Linked DNA regions of Homo sapiens: region 2 is linked to region 1. Evidence: chromatin contacts called from ENCODE Hi-C or POLR2A ChIA-PET data. All regions are on one chromosome and are shown on one strand. Each heading gives the region's core, a stretch centred on a gene start or an enhancer-like site at or near the end of the contact. The rest is flanking DNA. Distances are from core to core; before and after follow the strand shown. Region 1 has its middle 110 kb from the start of LYPLAL1. Region 2 has its middle 150 kb from the start of LYPLAL1.

The links. A loop is a pair of places that touch in the nucleus more often than their neighbours do. ChIA-PET counts read pairs that join two places held with the same protein, here RNA polymerase II (POLR2A). Pooled maps may share reads with other maps.
Region 2: a loop to region 1 is called in a map of endothelial cell of umbilical vein, with 4 times the contacts of the local background. The contact joins two enhancer-like sites. A Hi-C loop is called at or near these places in 1 of 168 maps with a recorded cell type or tissue (endothelial cell of umbilical vein) and 1 of 50 pooled maps. POLR2A ChIA-PET finds 5 or more read pairs at or near these places in 2 of 52 experiments (Panc1 and activated T-cell).

Annotation. Positions count from the first base shown.
Region 1 is chr1:219,276,149-219,282,180 of GRCh38, forward strand. It overlaps a transcript of LYPLAL1 not described here. Among named protein-coding and RNA genes, the nearest start is that of LYPLAL1, 110 kb to the left of the region's middle. Within about 2 kb of position 3,268, at least 2 of the 41 ENCODE cell types and tissues checked have a DNase peak (open chromatin) inside an H3K27ac peak, as active enhancers do; they include endothelial cell of umbilical vein, where a contact is called at or near this core.
Region 2 is chr1:219,321,407-219,327,142 of GRCh38, forward strand. It overlaps a transcript of LYPLAL1 not described here. Among named protein-coding and RNA genes, the nearest start is that of LYPLAL1, 150 kb to the left of the region's middle. Within about 2 kb of position 3,430, at least 2 of the 41 ENCODE cell types and tissues checked have a DNase peak (open chromatin) inside an H3K27ac peak, as active enhancers do; they include endothelial cell of umbilical vein, where a contact is called at or near this core.

The DNA.
Region 1 (6,032 bases), core at 2,018-4,517:
CTTCATCTTTCAGCTGGTCCCACTTGAAGAAAAAAAAACATTAATTGGACTTGCCATTGTGTCTTGGACTCTTTTGGTGACAATTTTCTGTGACAGGGTAAAAGAGTTGCTAATTCATTGCTTCAGGAAATGAAGGCCTAATAGCTTCACATCTGGTAAATTATGGCTTTCCTGCTCCTCAAGGCAGCAGCGGTACACAAGGCATTATTTGGAATTAAAGGAAAAAAAAAACAGCAAAGGAAATCAATTTTTACATTTACAGTGGACTCTTTCAAAAATTAAGATTTATAAGCCAAGAACGTTTCTTTATAAAAGCATCCATTGTCTAAGACATAGAATTGAGTCAGCCAGAGGGTAAATTGAGCAAAAACGCTTCCAATATCTTAATGGAAACTCTGAGAAGTCACTGTAGAATTAAATCATGTGGCATAGCTTTTTGCCCCTGGGGGTGGGCCATGTGTAAATTGTGCAAATGTAATGATACAGTCTTTTGGGCCTTTGGGGAATACGACAAATAAAGATTGACTTTACTTTGAGTGGGGATCATGTTGCATACTGGATGGGAAATTCAGTTTGGCCCCATTTTTACATGATGCCTAGACAGATCAGTTTGCAAAAGAAGTATGGAAAAGGAGAAGTACGGAGGAAATTCCCCCAAAGGACACATATGGGACACCGCAACCTTCTTTATGAAGAATTACAAGAGCTCGGGTATAGAAATTGAGATGTTTCACCCCAGTTATTGTCCCGATGGTAGGATTGGTGGTGAATGGCTTTTATCACATCAAGACTAAGTTGCACCATGGACTTGTGAAATTACCCCAATGACTTCCATATTTTTCCCTATCTAGTTCACAAGGAAAAATGAACAATGATAACCAAAGAGGCAAACTGCAGAATTTTAGCAGTAGATATCAGAGGTCTGGCAAAAACAAATCTAATATCTAGAAGGGCGCTGGTCCTTAGAGATGAGGGCTCTTTTTATCCTGGCAGTACAGTGACCACCACAATCACAGCGTAGAATTTACTTCCACCTAATCTTCTGTAATCCCCAATTGGAGCAATTAATTTTACAAGGGGTCATGCTCCCTTTCTGTGGTATTTCTATTGAGAGCTTAATGATGTGTCCTTTATGATGCATTTTGGCAGCACCTTTCACCCAGACCTGAAAATATTCATTGATTATGATCAGCAATTTTGGTGTTGTAAATGGGGTGTAGCTGAAGTGTTTCCTTGATGACAGAGCATAGAACAGCCTGTGCCTAGAAAGGGAGAGAGAAAGGGAGAGAGACACTGTGGGTTTAGAACTCATTTCACTTATCTAAACATGGGCCTTGTTCCATACAGATGACACAAAGAGGAACTGAAGTGGAAAGTAGAGTGTATACTAGGATCAGCAGTTCCAAGCAGAACTAGGAGATAAGGGAAAGCACCACATTTTAGGATCAGAAGCTGGAAAACAACAAGAATCTGATGGCCTCACACACTATCTTCTTTGTCTTATTCACTTTAGCCCTCAACCACTAAATGACCCATGTTCAGATATCTGCTCATCTGAAGGCATTTTAACAAATTGGCTTAAATAATTGACATATTTTTCCTAAGCTCCTCTCATCTCCTAAAACCAGGAAATTGTCATTGTGATTTTTTTTTTAAATATCAGAGCAAAGCTTTGAAAATTAATTCAATTCACTGGCTTTTGTCCAAAAACAAATCTGGGGACTTCAAATAAGTTAAGCTTTTCCAGATCCACTGTTTCCAAGGAGAAGAAGTTTTATTGTTGTTGTTGTTTAAGTATTGGAGGAGATGTGAGGGAATACAGAAAGATGGCAAACGTACAACTTTAAATATTCTACAAAAAGTTCAAACCGATCACAATTTCAAAAATTGTTTTTACATTTATTATCTCATTTTATCTTCCCAGCAACCTTATGATGTGGCCAGTGCCAACATCCTCATTTTTCACATAAGAAAATTGAGGCCCAGATTGTTGTGTAAGCCATTTTGCCAAGGATCTTAACAAAAGCAAACTAGAACACTAGAACATAACCTACCCCTGGACTCTTTTCCATAAACCACATTGCTGCTATGTCTCTTGCTCCCCTTTGTAGAGAATCAAGCCTCTTTTTGTCTGAGGACTCATAATGTGTCCCAGGCATCTTAAGTGGTACACAGAGAGAGAAAGAGAAAGGGAGAGAGAGAAAAAAACAATTTAACAATTTAGCCTTTACTATGTAGCAGGTCTATTTAAAGCCTTTATATGTAAGAATTCATTTAATCATCACAAGATTACAATGTATGTCCGGTTGTCTGGGAATATTTTACAGATGAGAAAATATCCAAAAAGGATATGGAACTTGCCCAAGTACACACAGCTCATAAGTGATGGGGCTGGGGTTTGAATTGAGGAAAGTCTGGCTCTTGAGTCAGTACTCTTACCCACTGTACTTTATTCCCTCTCTAAAGTCAGTGAAATTCTTTCTTATCTTTCTCAATATTGAGCAAAACTTTTGTCACATAAAAATCACTAAACAACAACAACAACAACAACAACAACAAAACGTTTCATGGATTGGGAAAGAAGGGCGGACACCCTGCCATCTTGTCTACTTGCCTTTTGGCCTAGGACTGGGTTTTATGGCCTCTCCAGTGCTGACATTTGGACCTTGATAATTCCTTGTTGTGGGAGCTGTCCTGTGCCTTGTAGGATGTTTAGCAGCATCCCTGTCCTCTACCCTCTAGATGCTGATAGTGCCCCTCAATTGTGATTATCAAAAATGTCTCCAGACATTACCAAATATCCATGGCAGTAGGGGTAGGGGGATGGAAAATCACCTCAAGGTTGAGAATTCCTGGCCTCGGGCATGAAAAAGAGGTACAGCCTTGTAGGGGGATTCCTTCCAGGAATCCAGCATCAAGAATGCTCCCGTGTGACTGTCTTTTCCCAATGCAGTCTGGAAAAAAGCATGAAGGGCTCGTGCGTTTTTGCCTCCTCCGCCAACAGCTAAGAGATAACACTTGTTGGGTTAATGTTCTTGCATCCAGGCAATATTCTGACTATGTGGGAAGAGGAATGTGGGTGGGCAGGGGATTTGTGACAAGGAGAGAATGGCATAGTAGGTACCAATGCTCCTATATGACTCCATGCCAGTACATTTAGCATATTTCTGAAAAAAGAAAGAAATGGGGCACGCCATCAGGTAATGGATCCAATGCCCAGATGAACTGAGGTGTGGCAATTTCCCCCAGTCAGGAGCTTACTTCAGAATAATGTTGCTTTGACGTGAAGCTGTAAGGACATTGGATGAAAACAATCCAGAACCTGCTTATCTTTCAGCATGAAAGACATTTGTGTGTTTTCTGAGTCATCTGAAACACAGAGTGTAGGATTTTCCTGATGGATAAGGAAACCTGATGTACTCATTTATTATAACAATGAGATCATTGGAAGACCCATAAAACTGAAGTCTGCTATCCAAGTTCAGATCTAGTTTGTTGTTCAGATAATGGTTCCAAGCTTATTTAACAAGCCAGTTTTGACAAGTTGAATTTTTTATAGGATGTTTGTTTAATTGTAGCATGGCCATCCTATCACAACAGTATTTTCAACTATGCAGAGAAAACCAAAGTCAAAAGGATTTTTCACAGTGAGATTTACACGTCCTTCAAATGAAAACTCTCTGAGTCATATTTTAGCCAGTCATATTTTAATTTTCAATAAAGGAAAAGACTCCAAAATATCCATAGGTGTTTCTAAAAGCCACATCAGAAAAGGAGAAAAAAAAATGGGGTAGAAGAAATTACAAATAGGCTGATATCTTTAAGAGAGCTCAAGATTATTGAAAATCTGATTACATATATAACAAACGTTTCAACTTGTTTCACCCAGATGAGGTGGCAGAATAGAATGAATATTACATAGGCAGACAATTCTCAAGGGAAGTCTCTGAAAATTTTTTAGAAGTTTATAGGTGAATGCCATTTTCATCGCTTTCTACTGCAATATGAAGTATGCAGGCTTTAGAGCCATGCTGACTGCAGTCCAAAACCCTTCTGGAGCTTCACTGAACCTCATAACTTTTCTAAGCCTCATGTCCACTTGTAAACAAGCAGATAATACGTATTATATAAAGTTTTTTGATGCCTAAAGAAGGTATTTTTAAAACTTAACAAAATACTTGAGTTGGAATAGAAGCTATTATTATAACACTATTATTCCTAATATCTTTATGACACCTCATTTAGACAACTGGATATCTGCTTTTCCAGGATTTGAATCTCCAATTTATTCCCCCCATCACGCTATATTTTTACCTATTTTTTGAGATATATACAGGTGGGAGAGGGGAGATGAAGGGATAATGTCTAATTTTTTCACATTTATTGGAATCACATTAACAATTTGCTTATTAATAATTATGCATTCTGAACAACATATATGTTTAGTCTAGGAAAAAGGGTACAAGTTGATTTCCATAAGCATCAAATCACAAATAATAACTGAACACAATCTACTCTCATATGCATTGATTTTTTTTGCCAGTTTGAGAAAACATCCATCAGCTCTTTTTAGGACCCTCTGCAAAAGGACTCTTAACATTTTAAAAAGGCATAGTAGGCCAAGCATGGTGGCTCATGCCTGTAATTCCAACACTTTGGGAGGCCTAGACAGGCAAAATACCCGAGGTCAGGGGTTCAAGACCAGCCATGGCCAACACAGCACAACCCCATCTCTATTAAAAATACAAAAATTAGCCAAGTGTGGCGGCGGGCGCCTGTAATGCCAGCTCCTCAGGAGGCTGAGGAAGGAGAATCACTTGAACCCAGGAGGCAGAGGTTGCAGTGGGCTGAGATCGCACCACTGCATTCCAGCCTGGGTGACAAGGTGAGACTGTCTCAAAAAATAAATAAATAAGTAGACAGATAATAAAGGAATGAGACTTCATTAATTAGTTTTAAAGAAGTACTCAGGGTGATTGAGATGACATTCCATTATGTTCCCCTGATTAGGATGGGCTTGGCAGTTTGATTCATAGAACACTATGTAGAAAGTATCTTTTCCTTTGGCATGAAATTAGTTAAACTGGCATGTAAACACATGCAATTAATATCTTCCCTGTCTACCCTGTGCCAGTAACTTAAAAAAATAAAAATAAAGAGAGAAAGGTAATAATTAATCTATAAAGAAAAAGACAATAGTACATAAAAGATTTAAAGATATATTTGAAAATTGGAAAACAGTAAATGAAAATAGGTAAAAATCTAAATAAGGTAAATCTAAGCACTTACTATCAAGGAAACAATAAGTGAGTTAATTCACCCTGTAAAACCCAGAAAGGCTCAGAATTGGAGGACTTGGTTTCAGAAGAAAGTGGAGTTCAGGAGAAGGTTTGGAACCAAGTTTCTCCCTCCACTGCATGCAGCCAAGCAACTACTATAGAACCACCCTCCCCAACACACACACACACACAGCAGGTGAGACTGGAGAAGGCTCTTTCTCTCCAAAAACCAAACAGGGGAGAAGTCTAGGAAGAATGAAAAGTGTCTCGCCTCAATCATACCCTCTCACCTGCTCCCAGGATGCCAATTGTCAAACTTATGCTGGTCCCTCCACACCCACCGTCATGCTCCATAACTGACAGAAATTAGATTTTTTCTTTTTTTCTGAACGGCCACTGAAAAATGTCTCTAGATAAGTATTTGAGATCCTCAATGGAAAGGGGACGTCATCCCCACAGACCCTGCAGTGATCCCTGAGAATCAGCACCTCTGCTCATAGGTACAGTAGTTCCAGCAGTATTTTAGCCACTCTCTCTTACATGCACTTGGACAGAGAAGAATGACCAGACATTAGAGGAAAATGTGCAACATGAGCATGGAGACCAAACCCCATAAAACAAACAAACAACTAGACACAGAGGACTTAGATGAATCAGAGTCAGTGCAGACATTGAAAGAAACTTTTCGAAAATCATAATGTCCTCAAAGATACACAGGGAAACAAGTCTGTAATATAGATAACAGTTACCATG
Region 2 (5,736 bases), core at 2,180-4,679, 45 kb after region 1:
TGGTAGTTTCTTCTGCTGTGCAGAAGCTCTTTAGTTTAATTAGATCTCATTTGTCAGTTTTGGCTTTTGTTGCCATTGCTTTTGGTGTTTTAGACATGAAGTCCTTGCCCATGTCTATGTCCTGAATGGTATTGCCTAGGTTTTCTTTTAGAGTTTTTATGGTTTTAGGTCTAACATTTAAGTCTTTAATCCATCTTGAATTAATTTTTGTAAAAGGTGTAAGGAAGGGATCATTTTAGTAGCATGAAGACCCCAAAATGGTCAGTGGCACCATCAAAATAAGGAGGTAGTGATAGCATAAACCAGATTTGTTTGACAAGTTCTCAAGATTGGTTCTTGGGCTATTCCTTGGAATTTACCAGGAATAAAAGTTAAGATTTGTTTCAAGACATAAGGAGGAGGAAAAGAGAAAACTACAATGGGAAGTAAGAGTGACAGAACGGCACACCCTTTTTTACTGGGTAATATACCCTAGACCAAAGCAGCAGTTCTGAAAATATTTGAAGTTTTGGAAACTGGAAGCACAATTTCTTGCTGAACTTGAGTCCCAATGCTTTGGATAAAACTAGACAAAATCTGGAACATAATGGAGGCACAGTTTCATCTATATTTAGCACACCTATATTTAGTTTTATTTTATGGAATATCAAGAACTGGCTTAGAAATATTTGTGAAGAAGGCATTTCCCTAAATTCTTCACTTCAGTTTTCATTGTTAGAACCTCCTCAATGTCTTATAACTTCCCTCAGTACAATTATGGCCAGGTTTATCATCACTGCCTGGGAAACCCCAAAAATCAGAGCTTACACAACCTGCCTATAATATACTTGTCATTTAAGCTCACTCTAAAACGCAACCTCTCAGCTCTCTCATTTGCTCAGTTGATAAATGTATCCACACTAATTAAAAGGGATGTAGGAGCTGCAGCAGTGTGATTAATATACTGGCTTGCACAGATAAACATGGTGTTTATAATAGTCAAAAGTAAATTCATTCTGGAAGACAATGAGGCGAACAATTTAGTGAAGCATTAAACTCAGGCACAGTGATTTTGGAACCAGATAACTCATATAAAACATATTCTATATTTTATAGAATATAAATAATGAAATGTATTTTTTCTTTCTTGGGAACTATTGTTATATCTTGAATGCTTTTAGGCATTCTTCCAGAAGTCAAACAAAAAAGGAGAAATTGTTTACTTGAAACTTCTAAGAAGTAAAGAAGGTGATAACTTACACAGGTCATCTCTGAGCTTAAATTGTGCGATGCTAAGAACAAAGAAATCAGAAGGGTTAAGATTCCTATGTGTTTTCACTTCCTCACTTAGCCCATTTTCTGTCCCAGTTTTTCAGTCCTCTGTTGTTCCTGTTCTTTCATGAGCATCAATGTGTGTTCAAAGTAAAAATTGAATGCTTAAATACTGCAGTAAAGGGAAATTAGAAAATCTTAAGTTAGTTTCAGTTTTAGATTTTAAGGCTGGATTCTAAATGCCAGTTTGTTTAAGCGATGCTTTTCCCTTTGTTTCTACATGTTGAAATAGGAAAGTTCTGTGGGAAATTGGCTTCCTGGTGTGAAATGCAAGACTTGAAGTTCAAAGATACTTGTGAAATCCAGTCCTTGTTTTGTTCATTAATTTCTATAAGCAAGCACAACTATTTAGCTAAACAATTCAAGACCTAACTGAACTGTTAAATGTATAAACAGCGGGACAACCATGGGAACTAATTGCCCTTCCCTGAGATGCAGCGACATTTGGGGAAAAGTCACCATATGCACATTTCAAAAGCTGCAGGTGCAACCACATGGAAAGGTTAGGTCAGTTATGGAATTGAAAGTATACTGAAAATATAAACTAACATGAACTAGGAAAAAAAGACCTCATGAAGAGGAAGAAAAATGAGAGGTGGGTGGATTCAGACCCTTGTAAAGACTTCCTGTCAATAGTCCTGGTTTCTCAGGGAAGTCTCATTATGTGGCCTTCATTAGGTGAGTTTGAAAGAGGTTAGGGAGGAAGGGGCTGAGCCAAATAGGGAAGCAGTAGGGTATCCCTTCTCATCTGTCTGTGCCCCACAAGGTTGTTGATTGCTGAAATGGGCAGAGCAGCCTGCCTGTCACATGTGGCATAATGAAATTCCTGCCCACGTCTGTTGTGAGCTCTCTCCTTTGAAGCTGGGCTCTGTTACGGCTGCTCCAAATGAAACATGTACCAAAGTGACCCATGGACAGGGAGAACTGTGGTTTCCATAGAGCTGGCATTTGTTCAACAATGTATAGTATAAGCCTGAATAATAACCGAGGCAGTTTAGAAGGGAAGAGGGCAAAGGCAAAAACAATAATAAAAACCTTAGAAAAAAGTACAGTGGATTCCTGCAGTTGCTTTAATCTCCCCAGTATAACAATATTTATGGAAATATACTATCAACACTGAGAAAGAAATATACACACACATGCATATATACTAAAACACACACCCATAACCACCCATATAGTAATAATTAAAAGGCAGTGACTTGAGTCTCCTTACCTTTCTGAACATCTGTCATGTTTTGGCAGATCATCAAAGCTCCCAGGAACATGGTAACTGACTAGTAAGCCGATGCTCTCTTCACTACCCAGTCTAAATGTGCGTTTCTCTCTGGTACTGTTCCCAAATGGTGGTTCTTTCTTACCCACTGTAAGGCCCCTTTTTCCTGCAGTGTGCATTTATTCTTTACCCTACAAGAAAACAGAATGTGACCAGATGGTTGTTACTAGGAAAGAATTATCCTGAAAAGAAACTAGATGCCAGTTTCTGATTCTTAATTCTCACTCTGTAACTTATGGGTTAAAGGCCCTGAATTTTAAGCTTCATTCTTTTTGGAGGGATAAGTGTGACCACGAGTTCTCCTTTTCTCCAAAGACGAGTGTATAGCTCCTTCATAGAATGTTCTGAAATGCCTGGAGGAACTGGGTCAGCTCTGCAAACAGTACTTACTATCCTTTCACTCTGCAGAAAGCCTGACCTTAACAATTCCACATCTATCCAAATATAAAGAACAAAAGGTAGTGACTCGGCCCCTCTCTCTTATCCCTTCCCCCTCTGCACTCGTGTTTCCTGCATTTAATAAAGGCAGCAGCTAAAATTTAATAGGAATTGGATAACCATGAAGCCATCTCCTGGAGTTACATAGCATGTTTTGTATTATAGTGTTAGGATTAAGGAAGGAAGAAGGCTAAATCTGCCTCTTGCTTCAAAAACTGGTTTCTTGACATCAGATTGACATGGATGGTGAGTGAAATACAGGATGAAGCCAAATAGTGTGTGTGTATGTGTGTGTTGGTGAGTGTGTGTTGAGGTCAGGTTGAAGAGTTGCAAAGTAAAAGTCAGTACATATGATTTTTGTTATTGTGGCAAGTTATTGCTCTAACTGATGTTTCACTGAGTCATCTAAATGTGCATAGAGTAACCGCCTTAAATACAGAATGTATTCCAGTAAAAGTGCTATAGCAAAGCTCCTTGGCTTTTTTCAAATAAGGTGTTTTCAAGCTGACATGCTGTTCATTGGGTTTGATGGTGCACACAGGAGATCTGTGTGTTCCCAAATACACCAACCTTCTTAACCATCACTAGACTGAGGCTAGTTCCTATGGGAAATATAAACTTCTTTGTTTTCAAAAAAACATATGGGCCAAATTAGAAAGTAAATAAATGAATACCTCTCAAGAATCCATGATAACACTTGCCGAGCAGTGGGTCAGGCCAGATTTAATCTAAAATCTTTCTGCTGCGTGTAAATGATTATGTCATAGCATTTGTCTTTAATTACTCACCTCTTTCCAAAGGCTTGACTCATAATGCGTTTCTCAGTTAACCACAAACACTTGTACTACAAGATTTGTCATATAGATTCACTCACTCCCTATACCCACCCCTTCTTCTTTCCCCTTCGCTACAACATTGTTAAGTCGTAGCTCCTGAAAAAGAAATTTTGAGACATTGTCTAAACCACCCCTTCCCTGATGTTTTGAAAATTTCCATGCAAAGAAAAATGGCACCGTCCCTTTCTTGACTCATGAAGACCACTATAGTAGACTTAATAGTAGTGGGAAATAGCAATACTCTATCATCATGGTTTTACACTTATATGACTTTGTTCCTCTGAGAATTTCTAAGAGTTTCAAAACATATGAAAAGAATAAAGACAATGGGTTGTAGCTTGTAAATGAGTACAAGTCAATTAAGCACCCACATACATATTTTTTCCTTCATCACTTCACTTCTCACCTCACCTTCCCCTGTGAGAAACAGAATGAATTCTGATTTAATTGAGTGAATTAAATCAGTCATGTCCTCAGCCCACTTAGCACATATTGTTAATCCACTCAGTTTTAGCAGAGGTGTTGGCTCTCATTGGTGATTGTTTCCATATCTTCTGACCAATCCTGTAAGAAGTTTGGGATTATAGAATTTGGGGGAAATATAAGAAATGACACAATCCTAAAGGTATGTCCATCCAGGATTGGTGTTATTTGTAGGTAAAGTAGGAATCACCTAAATGATGCAATTTGGGAGGTTTAAAGGATTTTCATCTCAGCTTACTACAACCTCCACCTCCTGGGTTCAAGTGATTCTCCCTGCCTCAGCCTCCCGAGTAGCTGGGATTACAGGCACCCACCACTATGCCCTGCTAATTTTTGTATTTATAGTAGAGGCGGGGTTTCACCATGTTAGCCAGGCTGGTCTCAAACTCCTGACCTCAGGTGACCCGCCTGCCTCGGCCTCTCAAAATATTGGGATTACAGGGGTGAGCCACCACGCCCAGCCTTAAAGGCTTTTTGACTCCCAAATCTTGATCCTACTAACCTGAAATTTCCATTTTGTTAGTTCGTGAGGGTTTTTTGTTTTTGGTGGGTGGGGGGTTGGGGGGTGGGGGGGCATTGAATGAAAAGGTCTCTAAACAGCCACAAGAATTTTCTTAAGGTTAGAATGAAAATTGCAATACTGGCAGGGCTTAATGTCATATTAGTTTGTGCCTCCAGGAAGGAGGTGGAAAGATGGCTGGGACCCTGAATCTTCATTCTGTATCTGTTGTCTATTATAATTCCAGTGGAGGTTATTACTATATAGGACATGATCCCCAATTCCCTTCTGGGATTCTTGACTCGGGGTAGTGGCCTAAGGCCCCGTATCAACAAGAAAATTCCTTCTACCTATTTGATTCAAATTAGATTAAGTAGCCTCCTTGGCGCCTTTCCTGTAGTGTGGACCCTAGTAACTTAAATCCTGAAGTCTTATCAATTTGACAGTGAGAAGCTAAAGAAAGAGGAGCCTTTTAAAAAGTGTCAAGGGGAAAAAGTGTCTCTTGCTCCCCCTAAGCCTCTCATTCCATGTCTGTTTTCCTCTGGATACCAAACAGGTTGCGGCATGGGATTGCATCAGCCTATGGGGAAGAAAAAGAAGAAAATAGACAATCTGCACAGAATATGTAAAAGGAGAACCAAAGCCCAAAGAGAAAAATGCTGAGAAGTCGCCAGCAAAGAAAGCACAGTAAACAACAGCAGGGGCCGGGCGCAGTGGCTCACGCCTGTAATCCCAACTACTCAGGAGGCTGAGGCGGGGGAATCGCTTGAACCCATTAGGCGGAGATGGCAGTGAGCCAAGATAGCACCACTGCACACCACCTCATGACAGAGCTAGACCCCGTCTCAAAAAACAAAAACAAACAAACAAAAAAACAGCAGGAGGCAGAGGAG